Regions from separate parts of the Homo sapiens genome. Here region 2 is linked to region 1. A link is a loop called in an ENCODE intact Hi-C map of the cell type or tissue named here. Cell type or tissue: MCF 10A. All regions are shown on one strand. Region 1 overlaps CADM1 (cell adhesion molecule 1). Region 2 overlaps CADM1 (cell adhesion molecule 1).

What was found. Peaks named below come from ENCODE experiments on the same cell type or tissue, not always from the same donor. Only the 100,000 strongest peaks of a DNase experiment are listed, where the experiment ranks them.
Region 2: it touches region 1 in a loop (3-fold over the local background); 4 of 110 quality-filtered maps call a loop at or near these places.

Annotation. Positions count from the first base shown.
Region 1 is chr11:115,322,845-115,327,844 of GRCh38, forward strand. All of the region lies in intron 1 of CADM1 (cell adhesion molecule 1), which reads right to left. Among named protein-coding and RNA genes, the nearest start is that of CADM1-AS1, 71 kb to the right of the region's middle. In MCF 10A, a CTCF peak has its summit at 1,920 (motif pointing right); a DNase peak (open chromatin) is centred at 1,927.
Region 2 is chr11:115,167,587-115,172,586 of GRCh38, forward strand. CADM1 (cell adhesion molecule 1) reads right to left here. Exons shown (of 12, transcript NM_001301043.2): 12 at 1,650-5,000. Among named protein-coding and RNA genes, the nearest start is that of CADM1-AS1, 230 kb to the right of the region's middle. In MCF 10A, a CTCF peak has its summit at 2,825; no DNase peak of the experiment used is centred here.

The sequences.
Region 1 (5,000 bases):
GAATCATCCCTGCTTAATAATATAATGCATTACATTATAAATAATAATATAATATTCATGTACATGTTTTGCACAGACACGTTTTAATTCTCCTGGGTATATAACTAGGAGTGTAACTGTTGTGTCATATTGGTAACTCTATGCTTGACACTTTGAGGAACTGTCAAGCTGTTTCCAAATTGGCTGCACCATTTTACATTACCACTAGCAACATATAAGAGCTCCAGTTTCTCCATATCCTTGTCAACACCTGTTATTGTCTTCTTGTTAAATTCTAGCTATCCTACTGGGTCTGAAGTGGTACTTCACTGTGGTTTTGATTTGCATTTCTCTAGTGACTAATGGCATTGAACATCTTTTCATGCTTATTGATGATGTGTTTATCTTCTTTAGATAAATGTATTATAATTTTGAGCAACTTTTAGTCAACTATTCGGTAGAAATATATAAAATATTGTATCTATAATCTTCCAGCACTGTGTGACATTTCCCAACAAGCCACTGATGTATTTTCTTACCCTAAGTTACTTTTGATGTTTAAATAAAAACTCTAAGATAATATCTAAAACCAGTCTTGAAATTCCACAGCATAAACATGGAAGTGGGGTGCAGGGAAAGTAGATGGGTGAAATTTCACTTGATTAGATAGCTCTTTCTAGCCAACAGCCCATTTCCCAAATCTACTAAAAGTCAACTAGTAAGAATTTCTGGAGCTAAATGATGCGGAAGAGGTTGAGTTACAGAAAATTCAAGATGATGAAATGATGGTAAGAAGAATAAAGCACAGATTCAGTTTCAGATGAAGGAAGTTCACGAAACGTTACAAAGGTAAAGCAACTTATTTGGACTTAGTAGTAGAGAGGTGTTGAACTGAGAAAGATAACTAAGAATTATTTCCTAGGACAGTGGATGATTATAGTATCGCTTGCCCAAAGGAAGAGGGAGGAGGAAAAGGAGAACAAAACAAAACGTAAATATTCTGAAGGAGGATTCATTATGTGGCAGTGGTTTCTGCTGCTCTTTTAAGAGGAGAGATACGAAAAAGGAAAAAAAAAAAAGTGGGATCAATCTAATTTGGGCCACAATGGACTTGGTCTAGGATATGTTAAGTTGCTGTTCCAGGAGAAGCAGATAGCCATACAAAGAACCCAGAAGGAGTTCAGGAGAGGATCTGGGTTAAAGATGCTGTGGGAAAAAGAAAGAGCCACAGGCATTCATATATGAAGGAGAAAAACCCTGCATTCTTCTTAACTCCTTTCAAGCCAACTCACTCTTGTTTCAAACAATGGGGAACAACTTAACTCAGTGATATAGTTATGAGATGCTAATGAATGAAAATAATTGATTCTAATTATCTCTTCAACACCCTTAATGTACCCGTAAAAGTAATCACATGTCTTCCTTTAGACTTCTCTGAACTGCATCATGCATCTTGAACTTTCTTTGCTATGTAGGTTTTTAACTACCTAACATTTTTCTCTAAATAAGGCAAAAGAAAACAAAATCAACAACATCAACAATAAAAATGATGATTTTGGTGCCATGCTCTCTCCAACAAACAAAAGAAGGCAAAATTGTGAGTAAGTCAGCACTAGTACTTTTACATGCTATATACTACAGAGCCCCAATCGGTAAGTCTGTTCTCTCTTGTTGGTGTGTTCGTGGAAAAGAACATGACAGCAGAAACAGACAGAGACCTTAAAAAGCAATTAAGGGTGAGGAATCTCCTGCCAAACAGCTAGTGCAGATAGAACCTTTTCTTCCATAGACCTTAGCCTCATTCCATAGCCAAGAAAAAAGCTTGATAAATACTATATGATGAACAAGTGATAAAATGTATAAAAACTGCGATGAGGAATGACCAATGGAAGAAACCAGGTGTCACTCAGAGACTGAGTGGGTTATTGTGCTTCCTGTTTCCTGTAGGTGGCGACAAACTCCTTGAAGAGGAAACAGAAAGCAAAGTTAAAAGGCTGGTGTGTGTCTAGATTGAAGCGCTGAAGAATTTGCTTGAGAGTTGGCAATTTCTCCTCCAAGGCAGCTCTTCTTCACTGGTATTGGCAAGCTCTAGATTTCAGAAGTGATTCACCTGCGCCACGTTATTTATGAGCTGCTTTTTCCCCTTTAAGTGCCCAGCTTCACATTAACAGTATGAACAGCTTCACTGCAGAGCTCAACCGTGCCTATCACGTAAATGGAAGGTTCGTTAGAGCATCTATTAAGAGGATTTTCAAAGGCAAAATAGCATTTTAAAGCCATTAGCATCCCTTAAGTTCTATAGAAGAAATGTTAACCAACTGCTATTTAAAACCATCAACCAGAAATGGCCATAGGTCACCAACAATCCCTTAGATTATCTCCCCAGAGGGCTCTCACACCTCTATATGCTCCCGATCTTTCAGGCCTTGTAGTGAGAGAGCATCAACGTGAACTCTAGGAGCACGTCCCAGACGTGCATCTCCTGGAGGCAGCCAGGGCTTGGACATCAGTCATCAATAAGGGTCCTTGCCAAAAAGAAGTGGTGGGGGGCAGCAGGAAAGCAGGGTGCTTGGTCAAACTGCAATAAAAGCAGGATGAAGAGAAGGGTGTGTCTTGGAGGGCATACACAAGCAACCAAGAATTAGATCTTATGTCCTAGGTTTTCACTATTATTCTCAAGATACAATTTTTATAACAAATATTTTCTGCCAACCTCTTAAAATTTTTAAACAACAGCAGCCAAGACTGACTTCTACTCGGCACAATTACATAAGACCAAGCAGTGTGTTGCTCTCATTTTTGAAGCTTTGTTTTAAGCTCCCTCATTAATCTTTCAGTCTTTTCTCATCTCTGCCTGACTATAACTGCCCTGAATTTATCCAAGCCTGCAGAATGCCAGGCTCACTGGAGTCTAAATCACCAAGAGCTGAATACACAGTCCACTCATGGGACTCTACACTTCCATCAGAAAGAACCAATCACAGCTTAGGAGAGGTAAACCTCTTTTTAATTGTATTCTATGATACTAACAGGCATTCATTACACATGGACCTTAAAACAAGATTTGCTCTTGGCTGCTCATAATTGTATTTCTACAGCAGTTTAAACCGTTGGCACCTGCAATTGCTAGCAGGCCTAGGCTAAGAATTTCTATTATCCCAGTTTCAAGGGTTACATTTAAAATAAAACTCAGAGGGGCAAAACATTACATACACACATATTTACACAAATTAAATACTATGCACAAGTCAATACCTTCTGCACACAAAACTACATTAAACTCAATTAGCCCTAAGCAAAACTACAGGAAGCAGGTATTCTATGAACCAACGGAGCTGTTCTGTATAATAAAGAATATAAAAGCAGCTAGATTATAGAGTTCTGCAGAACTGTCAATAAATGCTTTTAAAGAAATCATTATCAACACTGATTTCTAAATTAATTAACTTAAAATTAACACAAAACAATCCAACCCAAGGTATTTATATATAAATAACCTCTGGTTTCTGGGTTCTAATAAAGAAGAACTTTTGAAGCATGTATGTATGTGTATGTGTGTCATTCAGGGCTTTTCCAGAAGGATATTCCTAAGTCACAAAACAGCCACCAGACTAAAGTACAATGTCCTTCTTGTTATGGTTTACTACTTGATTATGACCAAAATTAAATTATACAAATATTTCACTAAATATCTTCTCAAACCTTATAAATATTAATATGAACTCAATTTCCTATGTGCCCAGCATTTAAAAATCCATTTAAAAATCTCAGAAACTAATTTAAGATTTCCATCTAGAATACAAATTAGCAAGTCCTCTTCCTAGCTCTGTTTTGCTCAGCACCCATATCTGCACATTTAGTACTAAATGTCAGTTGGTAGCACTTAAAGATGATGAATATTAAAAGCATGCTTCTGCCTGCTAACATATTAGAGCTTGGCAACCATTGAATTTGTCATAAGCTGCATTTTCAGTGAACAAACGACTGCCTTTAAAACACCAAAGCATTCGGTAAACTCCCAAATTGTGAAAAGGGTACACAGAGGGTGAAATTTTACTATCAAATATGTTATCTGAGAGGACTGTATAAAATTAGAATCTTTTTTAAAACTTACCACCGGGCTATACTTTCTAAAGTACTTACTTGAAGATTGTATCTGGATAATAAATAATAATAATGCCAGCTACTATTAATCAAATATTCATTATGTGTCAGGCACTGAGCTAAACATTTTACATATAAAAACATACATACTATTTTTATATACATGTTATCTTATCTACTTGCCATCTTTACATGCATACTATCTAATTTGCATATGTGCAGGCTACCTTTACATATACGCTATCATGTCAGATTCTCTACTCCATGACATAAGCAGTGTTGTTACTTCCAGAGGGGTTAGGTGACTTACTTGAGGTAATAAGCAAATGAAAGGCAGATCAGGAATTTCGACCCAAGCCTCTCTCTCCAATCCCCTATACACTACCATGCAGCCAATTTTCCAGCAGATAAAACCTCCTGCAAGGCTGGCACTTGCGGGATGCTGCTCACTCTATCGGGTCCAGGAGCCTAATACCTGTTTATTTTAAATCTGCATTAAGAATGCTTTTTCATATACAAATCTTGTTTCTGCAAGGATTCATTCATCCAGAAGACTGAACAAAAAGTACACTTTTGATTGGAATACATAAGAGTTTTTTTTTTAACTTAATTAAAATGGCTTGTTAGAATCACCTATTCAGCATTTGGAAAACCAGCTGGGTTATTCTGTCAAACCTCTACACAACACACCTACTGAGACCCAACTTCATGACTAGAAGGCAGGAGAGTATAGTGATGTGGACTGAACTCTAGAACAAGAGTTCAAAATACGGCACTATCTCCTACCAGCCTCATGTGACCAAGCCTCAGTGTCCTCATTTGTAAAGTGAAGATTGTATTAGTACCTACTTCACAGATTACTGCAAGATTAAATGAAATTATGCATACAGAGTACCAGATACATTGTAAGTACTCAA
Region 2 (5,000 bases), 160 kb before region 1:
TGTCCATAAATAAACCCGGAGCCCTCCAAACACACTGCTTGTTTGTTCACACAAAAGCCAGCCTGGCAGCCCTCTGGCCCAGCCATGTTCACAGTTGGATCCTTAACGCACTGTGAGTGTTCAATCAAACTTTTAGTGGTGAAACTCTGGGAGCAGAAAGCCAGCTAAGCCCAAATGGTCCCTTTGCTTTTCCATCTTTTGTGGCTGCCTGGCTGTGCTCTTACGGGTTTTGTTGTCAACAAACTCCTGGCTTGCCTTTGAGCACTCCAAATTATTGAAAATGACTACAGCTTAAGACTGGCAGGATGATTGTTAAAAACAGCCCTGGCATTAATCATAGCTTAAGAGCTTTTGGAAAATGATTCTAATTCAGAAGGGGTGGCTTACAAAGAGCCTTGTCGAAAGTGAAGCAGACATCAAATTCTGAAAGGCAAAAAGCCTCCTTGGTACCCACACCTGGCTTCTTCTGCAATCCAGTTGGCAGAACTGCATGGGGGGCACGGCTTACCCCACCAGCTCACCCCATCTGAGACCACCTTGGGTTTTGCCCACGAGTCCTGTATCACCCCTACCTCTGATATGGGGACCTTGAGATGGGAGAGACTTCAGGGAGCACCAGCAGTTACAGTCTTCCTGGCAGTCCTGGGACTAAGGAAGAGGTGGCCTTGTTTTCTGTCAACAGTTGGCATGCCTTAGACCAGTGCTAAAATAAGCTGTGTGCATAGAGGCAGCTGCGTAGGCAAACACATGGTCAGCATTTGCAAGGAGCCAGGCAGGGCGACGAGCTAATACTTCTGCCTTTTGCCTGCCTGGCACAACAAAGGAGAATGATTTTTGCCATCAGCATTCTCCCTATCACGGAATCATTGCACAATTTAGTATGATTAATGGTTTCCATTTAGGAGAAGCTGAGAATGAAAACAGTGGGGGAGTGGTGGCACTCGCTGGGGGTGTCTGCGGGTGATACTAGAGTGAAAGGGAGAGAGAGCTGGCCGTTGCCTGCCAGCCTGTATCTTCCAACCTTTACTTCCAGGCACGACTGGGGAGACACGGTGGGGCAGAGACACATGGCTTTTGACATGCTTTTGCAGAAACAGTCTGAAAGCTGCAAACTTGTGAGGCACTGTTTGCTGTTTCATTCTTGCATCCTTCCCAATGTTTGTGACTGTGAAGCCACTCCCTTTTACCTGCCAAAGGGAGTGCCAATCCCAGAAGTTCCTAACTAAGGGCTGGGGCTGAGAGTGGTCAGGGCACAGTGATGAGGATAGTGGAACTAACTACACCACTTCTTGACATTCCTGATGGCCACGCGGGGATGCCACACAGGGAGGGAAGGACCCCACCCATGTGCTGGGACTGTAGGGGTGGCCTCCAACGTAGCCGTCTGTCTCTGGAGCACCCAGCTGGTGGTAGACCTAGTCTCAGCTCTCATCGGGTGGCTTTCCTGGGAGTTCTTCTTCTCCCCTCAGTAGCATCCTTTTATTTCCACTTCTGTAGGCTTCTTTTTGGGTCTCACGGCTGCTGCAGGTGAGTGGTGAGACAAAAGGTGCCATAGCCAGGGACTTGTGGGTGCTGATGGAAACCAACCAGGAAAACACAGAGAATTCAAAAGGGTCTGCATTTTTTTTTTTTTTTTTTTTTTTTTTTTTAAGGCATAGCCTTTGTAACTGAAGCCAGATAGAGAGAAAATTGGTGATCTTGGCTGGGGCTAACGTGACTCAAGGCCCTTCTCGATGCATTGGTGTCTCTGCAAGGAAATCTATTATTTTCCATAAACTGTCTTAAGCATCTCCCGGGCTACATTTCTGGCTGTGTTAAGAATCAAGCCATCAAGAACAGCTGTGAATGTTATACAATTTCAGCAGCAGCAATGGGCTTTGGCAGGGAAGTAGGAGCAAAAAACCCAAGTAGGACATTTCAGTTGACAGTAATGGCATTTTCCCTTCCTTGTCCAAACGATAAAAGATTCATGTTCCTAATTGCAACACTATAGCTGCCCTCATCACTTTATTCTGGGAGAGGAGGTTAGAGAAAACAGGCCTAGAGAGAGGGAGAGAAAGAGAAAGAGAGAGAGATGGATAGTAATTTCGTCACTAGCTAACAGAGACTGATTAGTGCAGAAGATTCCCTTCCATAGCAATACTTTTTAATCAGGTCTGCTGTGTCTGGGCAAACAGCTTTTGTGGATTAGCTAGACTTGCACTTGCCAGCATCCATTGCAGGTTTAAACGATGAAATACACAACTACAGAGAAAACAAACCAAAAAGAGTAATAAAGTCACACATTTCAATATTCAGCAACCATTAAGGGATTTAAATATTTGCTTGCTATTAAAGGCCTGCATTAGGCTCTTCCAACACCAGCTCTGGAAGACTGAAATATCAATTACGGATCAATTTTCCCCCTAAGTAAACACTAATGCAGGATAAACAGTATTAGAAGATGCAATCGTAACATTGCTGACTTCAGGATGGACTTCCTGCTGGTAACAGCAAGTTTAAGCCTGGTGATTAATTAACCTGAGAAGATAGCACTTAAGGAAGATTTGAGGCGGTCACGTCTGAAATATGACTGTGAGCCTGTGCACGTCTGGAGGGCAGCTGAAGTCCCGGGCCCAGAGAACCGGTTGATTTGCCCCTCAGTAGTGGTTCTCACCTTCCCCAGATCAACACTTCGAAGGATTAGGAGGGAGTAAAATGGGAGGCGCAGGTAGGTGTGCATGTGTGTGAGAGAAAAAGCAGTAGACAATGTCAGGTTCCTTGTTGGAATACATTCTGCATTTCAATAGGCAAGGCTCGAGTTGTATTTCCCAGCACTGACCACCAGGGGCAGTAGACATTTTATGTTTTTTGGGAATGAAAAAAATAAATAAAAACATAAAAATGAAACAAAGTTTCCTGTGTACTGAAGAGGCTGGAAGCTGAGGTTTGGAACACCTGAAAACAGAGAAGATTCTTGCTTTCAGGTCTCAGTTCAGGGATGCTCATGTGTAATGATGTGAGTGTTGGGTGGGGGGTGGTGGGGGGGGACTGAATCCTGCAGTTCCTATTAGAGGCACATTTCAACATTTTGAGATAAACACAGATAAGGCAAGGACTATAGTTTGCATTTTTAAAAGAGGCCATATTGCATTCTGAAGGCCCCTCACAATATATGATAGCAATACTAAGGCTTTGCTTGGCCATTACCCAAAATGATATTCCCTGATACTATTCCAGTGGGTCCTTGAGAATGATAGGGCCAATCGCTCTAAACTCAGGACTGGCTGGCTTGTCCCTTCACGGCCAACCTGAAAGCCACCTGTAGTAAGGATGGACATGCAAACATCAAGGTTTGAAATACAGCATCGGTGGCCCATTCAGATTAAGTGTAACGTAAGGCTCAGTCAGCCAGGTGCTCGACTCTTCTCCCTTTAATCAGCTGATACTTGCTGGGTGACTACTGCGTGCCTGACAGGAACTTTAATATGGTATTGACCTACAAGGTCATGGATGAGCCAAGAGTCCCTTCTTTCTTCTCCTGTACGGGGGGCCAGCGCTTCAAAAACTATACATGTATGGCTGTGAATACAAATTTCACCCTGAAGGAATGTGGCTGCCAGTTCTTCATGACAAAGGGCTGCGTATTTGGGATCCTGGCAAAAAGGTGTATTAATCTTGGGCATGATTTTATAATAAAACAAAAATACCTTCACTTAAGCAGGGTCTTTCTACCTGTAACACAGTGGCCACATGGTTTCTTTGAGGTTCTTGATGACAGAATCAAAGGAGCATTTCTCCATGGAGCAAGTCCACAGCGGTAAAAGAATTACATTTCAGGTAGACAGAGGACAGTGAAAGATTGCACCAATTAACACCCGCATATCACCTCAGGGTTCCAGTTGATGTATTTGGAGAATGCCAGGCCAAAACATTTGTGAAAACTCTCTGGGGGAAACGAGGGCCATTTTCACTCTCGTACGCACTCTTCTCAAATGAAGGAGTGGGCAACTTATCAAGATCCTTTGAGCGGGGACGGCTTCTAGCACCTTCTCATTTGCATACCCTGTGGAGCTCAAAAGGCAAATGTACAGCAGTCACCACCTCCTGTCTGCCTCAGCTCAAGGAACTTCTGGGACTTTTTTCTGTAGGGTACAGCTAAAGCTGGAGCCTCATGCTGCAGACAAGAGGGAGAGGGGTGGGGAGACTAAACATACTGCATGCCACGTGGCTTGGAATAAGTCTGCTAATGAATGGTGAAGAGAAAAGGGTCATTAAACCTTCTAAGTCGTGGTTTGCAAGGGCATGATGTGTCTATATGCAGAGGAGCCCTCAGAGCTCCCTCTGAGTAGTGACCGCTTCTTCGTAGCCCTGGGTAACCTTCTATCGTTTTAGTCACCATTTGCCTCTATCCTGTGACTGACATGTAATGAACAAGTAGTGTGTGTCTGGCACCTTTTTGGCTGAGCGCTGACTGCATATCTCACTGATCTTTCCTAACAACCTTCGAGGCTATGGTGATGTCCACCTTGCAGAGCAAGAGACTGAAGCCAGGTAGGCTGGGCTACTCACCCGAGGTTTCACTGCTACATGGTGGGACAGGGATCTGAATGCAGGCAGCCTCTCTCTAGTGTGTGCTTTTGATCCTTATTCTATCTCTCTGGGTCTTTTTATAGAGATGCAATGAATGAGTACTCCCTACTGCTCCTTGCCCTCTGGCAGAGGCTGGGAGAGGTCACTGAAGTATCGAGTCCTCTGCCCGGACTTTTCAGTACAGCCACAAGACCCATCCCACCCTGCACACGGAATTGCTTTCTTCTCCCCATACAAATCAGCAGGCTGGCTGGGCTTGTTGCCCTCTGTACTTTTGACTCACATTCCTTCTCCACGAAACCATCCTTTAAGATCCAGCTGGGGTCCCAGCTCTTTGTGAAGCTGTCTAGGGACTCACCAGCCTTCACTGATTACCCTTCTCCAGAAAATTCTCATAGCACTCTCTGGGCTTCTCTGTGTTCAGTGGG